2 separate regions of the Homo sapiens genome follow, and region 1 is linked to region 2. The links are chromatin contacts, found by Hi-C or POLR2A ChIA-PET in ENCODE. All regions are on one chromosome and are shown on one strand. Each heading gives the region's core, a stretch centred on a gene start or an enhancer-like site at or near the end of the contact. The rest is flanking DNA. Distances are from core to core; before and after follow the strand shown.

Region 1 (3,381 bases), core at 307-2,806, 34 kb after region 2:
TTGCCTTTGGAAGCTCCACCCTAGAGAAACAGAGCTGCTACTCACTGAAGTGATTATGTGGGGGTAGGGGTGCCTGTGCTGGCGGCCCAAGTCAGGAGGCCCTGCCCTGTAAGGAGCAGCAGGGGCTGGGCCTCTGAGAGCAAAGAGTCTGGCCACCTTTCCTGAAGGCAGCTGCATCCTGCTGGAGGTCTACTTACTCTCAAGGCAGCTGCATCCTGCTGGAGGTCTACTTACTCTCAGGCTCTTCACTCCCTCCCCAGCCTGAGAGCAGCAGGAGCAAGGACCTGACAGAGGCAGTTGCAGTGGGCCTGTCAGTTACCTCCGGGAGCTCTGACCCAGTGAAATACAGAGCCAGAGCCGTGACCGACTGACCAGAGTGCTCAGTTGGTGGTGGAGTGGGCGTGCTGGGGGCCCAGGCCAGTGGCCTTGCCTGGCAAGGAACAGCAGAGGCAGGGCCTGCAGTCTGACTGCTCCTAAACTCCATGGATATGGCTTCTATCCTAGAGCTACGCGAAAAAACCTGGCCTCCCTTGGTGGGACTATAACAGCTGGCACCAGGGAACTCGGGGATCCAAGGTTGGTGGGGATCCCCGACTCCATGTGGGGTTGAGCTTCCAAGAAGTCTTCCTTACATGGCTTATATGGCTGGGAAGTTGGTCCTGGCTGTTGGCAGTTCTTTGCGATGTGAACCTTTCCATAGGACTGCTTGAGTGTCTTCATGACACAACAGCTGACTTTCTGCAGAGTATGTGATCCAAGAGTACAGGGTAGAAATGACAATTTCTTTTTAAGACAAAGCCTTGGAAGTTACATACCATCATTTCTGCAGTATTCTATTAGTCACAGACAAACCTGATACAATGTGGGAGGAGACTACAGAAAGGCATGGATAACAAAGGTGAGCATCATTGAGTCTTAGAGGCCGCCTACCACTGATATATGCATGTGTGTAAACATATGTACGCATGCATGTGTGTATGTGTATAATTAAAAAAAAAACTTTATGACCATTCTGTTCTCAGAAATGTTGTAGTAGGCAGAATTTCTTAAATGGCCTCTCAAAGATGTTCTGCCCTAATCCCTGGAACCTTTGAATATGATGAGATGTCACTCCCATGATTATTATATGTTATATGGTATAGTTGACTTTAAGATGGGGAGATTATTTGGATCTAATCATATGAGCCCTTAGAAGTAGTGAGCTTTCTCTGGCTGTTAAAAAGGGGAAGGAAGAAAAGCTTAAAACCCAAGAAGGACTCAGGATGCCATTGCTGCCTTGAAGGTGGAGGGGCCATGATTAAAGGAATGTAGGCAGCCTCTAGAAGCAGTGAGTGGCCCTGAGATAAGAGCAAGAAAGGAACCTCAGACCTAGAGCTGCAGAGAAATAGATTTTTGCCAACAGCTTGAATGAACTTGGAAGTTGATTCTTACTCCCAACCTCCAGATAAGAGTCCAGCTCAGCTGAGATCTTGATTTCAACCTTGTAAGACCTTAAGCAGAGAACCTAGCCAACCCTATCTGGACTTCTGACCTGATTGTCTCTGATTTATCCTCTGCTGCTTCTGCTTTAGGAATGAATAGCACTTCTCTACTTCCACTTTTCATCTTGGTGTTGTAACTGAATATATAAGTATACCCAGATTCAGTGACATTCACATAAGTCAAAACTGACTTGCAGTGACATAATAAATGGATGCTGTTCAAGCTGCCAAGTTTGTGGTAATTTGTTATGAAGCAGTAGAGAACTAATAAAATACAGGTGTCAGTGAAGGTGCCTAATTAACTGCATTGCACAGTCTTTGTTTCTGGTTAAAAGGTCAAGCCTAGTGTCCTAGATAGATGTCAGATAGATCTGGTGGGTGGGTGGGGTAAGGCAACTGATTGAATGAACTTAGAGTGGATCTGGAGATTGAGAGAGTAAGAATCAATCTGGAAATATTTTGCTGTCATTTTTATAGTTTCTCTTTCCTGACTTTAACTTAAAAATTTCCTAGGTTATTTATCATCAGTTTTGACTTACGTGAATGTCACTGAATCTGTGTATGCTTACATATTCAGTTACAACACCAACATGAAAAGTGGAAGTAGAGAAGTGCTATTCATTCTTAAAGCAGAAGCAGCAGAGGAGAAATCAGAGACACCAACTCTGCGGACCTGCTGAAGGAAGTGAACTACAGGGCATTGTTCCATTCCCTGAGAACAGCAAACACCTTAAAGTTTGTATTATGTGGAGATCAAATCAGTTCGGTAGCCTTCTCATATGAGATAATATAGATCAGTGTTCCTCATTCATTTTTTCATTATTGTCTCCTAAGAAGCCTTTTTAACAATTTTTTCTTAACCACACCCTCCAATGAAGTTTTTCTACCACACATATACTGTATATCTGTTTTTGTACTGTATAAATATCTGTGCTTTATACATAAAAGAGTAAAATCTTCCCCTTCCTCCAAAACAACTTTTACCCTTGGGGTTAATATTACCCATGCTGAGAATGCATAAGATAGATGCTATTGTGAATAGGTAAAATTAAAGTTATATTTAAAGATACAGGTGAGGTGCAGTGGCTCACGCCTGTAATCCCAGCACTTTGGGAGGCCGAGATGGGCAGATCACTTGAGGCCAGGAGTTTGAGACCAGCCTGCCCAACATGGTAAAACCCCATCTTTACCAAAAATACAAAAATTAGCTGGGTGTGGTGGCATGCGCCTGTTGTGCCAGCTACTTGGGAGGCTGAGGCATGAGAATCATTTGAATCCAGGAGGCAGAAGTTGCAGTGAGCTGAGATTGCACTACTGCACTCCAGCCTGGGCAACAGAGTAAGGCTCCGTCTCAAAAAAAAAAAAAAGTATTCAGAGATATCATCAAAAAAGGTATTTTCAGCTAGGTGTGGTGGCTCATGCCTGTAATCCCAGCACTTTGGGAGGCTGAAGCAGAAGGATCGCTTGAGGCCAGGAGTTTGAGACCAGCCTGAGTAACATAGCAAGACCCTAGCTCTACAAAAAGTAAAAAAAAAAAAAATTAGGTGTGGTGGTGCATGCCTATAGTCCCAGCTACTTAGGAGACTGAGGCAGGAGGATCACTTGAGCCAGGAGTTCAAACCTGCAGTGGGCTATGCTTGTGCCACTGCACTTCAGCCTGGGGTGAGATCCTGTATCTTAAAAAACTATTATTTTCATACTGTAATATAATCTAGAGTACAGGACCAGAGAACTCAGTTCAACACAGAGAGATGTAATATCTGCATAGTTATTATGCCTGGCAAAGTTTTTGTATTTTTAGTAGAGATGGGGTTTCACCATGTTAGCCAGGATGGTCTCGATCTCCTGACCTCATGATCCACCTGCCTTGGCCTCCCAAAGTGCTGGGATTACAGGCATG
Region 2 (3,324 bases), core at 127-2,626:
TTGGGGAGGAATTCAGTTCATGGTTTGACTCTGAAACAAAATTGATAACAGCCCTTTCCGAAAAGACCCACTTCTTGCCTGGGGACCAGTCTGCCTTTGCAGGACTAACAAATTAGCTACAAGTTTAGAAATTACAGTTTAGAGGTCATGCAGCCTCTGGCTCCAAGAGTCTGAACCTCCCCAAATTGCTCCCGGGGGTGACATCACTATTGCAAGCCCTAAGATCAGTGCTTGAGATATTTTGTAGACCCTGCACTCCATGGATCAGCTGACACCACTCAGACCAGTAATTTGGCGCAACCAGTTTTGCCATCACACCCAGGAACAGAAGACATTAAGAAAACCTCACTTCGACCCCTTATGATTCCATCTCCAACCTGACCAATCAGCACTCCCCACTTCCTAAGCCCCTACCAGCCAAATTATTGGTAAAAACTCCGATCCGCAAATGCTCGGGACAACTGATTTAAGTAACAATAAAACTTCAGTCTTCCGCACAGCTGGCTCTGCGTGAATTACTCTTTCTGCATTGCAATTCCCCTGTCCTGATAAATCGGTTCTGTCTAGGCAGCTGGTAAGGTGAACCCATCGGGCAGTTTCAAAAGTGCTGGGATTACAGGCATGAGCCACCGCGCCCAGCCTATTTTTTGTATTTTTTTGTAGAGGCGGAGGGGTGGGGGAGGGTGTCTCACTATGTTGCCAAGGCTAGTCTCGAACTCCCAGGCTCAAGTGATCCTCCCGCCTCGGTCTCCCAAAGTGCTGAAATTACGGGCGTGAGCCACTGCGTCTGGCCCCTTTAAGCCATTGTGAAAAGTGATGATACACGAAAAAAAAGATTTCCAGGGCCGAGAGCGGTGGATCACGCCTGTAATCCCAGCGCTTTGGGAGGCCGAAGCGGGCGGATCACGAGGTCAGGAAATCGAGACCATCCTGGCTAACACGGTGAAACCCCGTCTCTACTAAAAATACAAAAAAATTAGCCGGGCGTGGTGGTGGGAGCCTGTAGTCCCAGCTACTAGGGAGGTTGAGGCAGGAGAATGGCGTGAACCCAGGAGGCGGAGCTTGCAGTGAGCCGAGATCGCGCCACTGCACTCCAGCCTGGGCGACAGAGCGAGACCCCGTCTCAAAAAAAAAAAAAAAGAAAGAAAAAAGAAAAATTTCCAAACAGGGTGTTCCCTTGTTTCACATTCTCTTTGGTGATGGTCCTGCAACAGATTTTGATAATCACTATATTGAGAAACTGCTTCAGATTCGATCTGTTAGGCTGATCATAGTATTAACTACAATTCCCAGCAAGCCGCGGAGCCAACCTGGGCCTCTGCCGGCCTCTGATTGGATACAGTAGCCAGAATGACGACTCAATCAGTGCTTCGGTTGTTGCTTTGCGGCGTTTTCCGCGGGGAAACTGTGTAAAGGGTGGGGAAACTTGAAAGTTGGATGCTGCAGACCCGGTACTGGAAAGTTTCATGTGGGGTGCCGTTGTGGGGAAGTGGGGTTCGCTCATTATTTCCTGCTCCTTCCCTAGGCTCGTGGGTTTCGATATTGGGGGAGCGGAGATTTTCTCTTGGGTGCTGGTCACGCCCCCTTAAGACTCGGGATCGTCACTAAGAACCCCGCTGTGAATTGGGGGAGCTTCGGGCCTTCTTTTGGTGGGGAATGCTTGGAAGCTGCTCATTGTTGGAAAAAGCTCTTTTTAGGGGATTCTGGGTGATGTTTCCGCCTGTTGCTGCCCATCTTCCTCCCCAGCCCCTTCCCGCTTCGGGCAGCCTGTCATTAGGGGAAGTTGAGGGACTCTCCCACTTCAGGTGGTGTTGGAGAGCGTGGAATCTGGAGTCCGGTCCCTGGATTCGAATGCGAGCTTCACACCAATTGTCAGCTGTTTAACTTTGCCCAAGTTTCTCAACTAGTTACCTCAGTATCCTTATCTGTAAAGTGAGGTAAAATATCCGAAGCCTTTGGAACAGTGTGGCACGTAATAAGGGCTCAATAAATATTAGCTAATATTGTTCCTAAACAGTTGTTGAACATCTAACATGAAGAATTTTCTTTTCTTGGTGGTAAGGAGGACAGGGTTCATTCTCCAGGGTTGACCGTCTCCCCTCATGTGCAATACACATACGTGCTTTCGCGCACACATACACCGCAGGAATTTACGTGCTCCGGTGGGGGCAAACAAACTTGCAAGCCATAATAGTATTTTGATAAGATTATCGAATAGATATGTGCGAAGTTGATGAGAACATTGGAGAGGAAAAGACTTGACTCTGGGGAAGGTTTTGTGGAGGGAAGTCAGGGAGACAGGATGCGTGACCTACCAATACACATACCATGTGGCTGGAGGGCAGATCATGTGAGAGTCATTAAATGATGATTGCTGACCTTAAGTACTATGTGCCACGCACTCCCCGAGTCCTTTAACCTCCACTACAGTCATATGAAGTAGTAAATTCATATGACTGTAAAACAAGGGTTTTAAGGAAATTAAGACACTGAGAGGTGAAGTAACTGCCAGGAAGGATAGGAACTGAACGTTGCAATGTGATGTATGAGTGAGAAGGAAGTGAGGGACCAATTTTTGATGTTTTTCTCTGCGACCCTAAGAAGTTTGGAATTTATCCTGTGGTCTACCAGTCCCATGGGAAGTGTTAAAGGATAATCGTGACTTTTTAGGAAGCTACTCAAGGCAGGATTGTGACACTGATCTGACTTTTGCAGGCGAATTTGGGGCTTCTTCCTGTCTGCTTCCATAGCACTTTTAAATAGCAATTGTAATGCTTACTGCATGGCTGTAGTTATTTGTGTGTACCTCTCTTTTCATCTCAACTATGAGTATTCAAAGGGGAGGGAATATGCTTAAATGATTCTTGTACCCCAGACCTCAGCAGGGTGTGTATTTAAATGCCTGTGGAAGGAGTAAATTAAGGAACAAATGAATGGAGTGGCCAGAAACAATATGCAATAGTCCAGGCAAGTGATGGGAGTGGCCCTATTAAGGCAGAAATGGCAGAATTGGTTGTTGTTAAAGTCCTTGTAGTTTAGAATTTATAGTTTTTTGTTTGTTTGTTTTTTGTTTTTGATAGGGTCTCAGTCTGTTCCCCAGGCTAGAGTGCAGTGGCATGACCACAGCTCACTGCAGGCTCGACCTCCTGGGCTCAGGTGATCCTCTCATCTCAGCCTCCTGGGTAGCTAGGACTACTACAGGTGTGCGGCACAATGCCCAGCTAATTTTTGTATTTTTTTGTGGAGACAGGTTCTCTCTATGTTGCCCAGGCTGGTCTCAAACTCCTGGGCTCAAGCAATTTGCCTGCCTTAGCCTCCCAAAGT

What was found. Hi-C counts contacts between places; a loop is a spot of excess contacts on that map. ChIA-PET counts read pairs that join two places held with the same protein, here RNA polymerase II (POLR2A). Pooled maps may share reads with other maps.
Region 1: a pooled map shows a loop between it and region 2 (3-fold over the local background). The contact joins the enhancer-like site here to the promoter of RAD51B in region 2. A Hi-C loop is called at or near these places in 1 of 50 pooled maps. POLR2A ChIA-PET finds 5 or more read pairs at or near these places in 4 of 52 experiments (MCF 10A, OCI-LY7, activated T-cell and 1 more).

Annotation. Positions count from the first base shown.
Region 1 is chr14:67,851,800-67,855,180 of GRCh38, forward strand. All of the region lies in intron 4 of RAD51B (RAD51 paralog B), which reads left to right. Among named protein-coding and RNA genes, the nearest start is that of RAD51B, 34 kb to the left of the region's middle. RefSeq lists an enhancer at 1,376-1,445. Within about 2 kb of position 1,557, at least 3 of the 41 ENCODE cell types and tissues checked have a DNase peak (open chromatin) inside an H3K27ac peak, as active enhancers do.
Region 2 is chr14:67,818,403-67,821,726 of GRCh38, forward strand. It overlaps RAD51B (RAD51 paralog B), which reads left to right and starts at 1,377. Exons shown (of 11, transcript NM_133510.4): 1 at 1,377-1,451. RefSeq lists enhancers at 1,210-1,504, 1,764-2,525.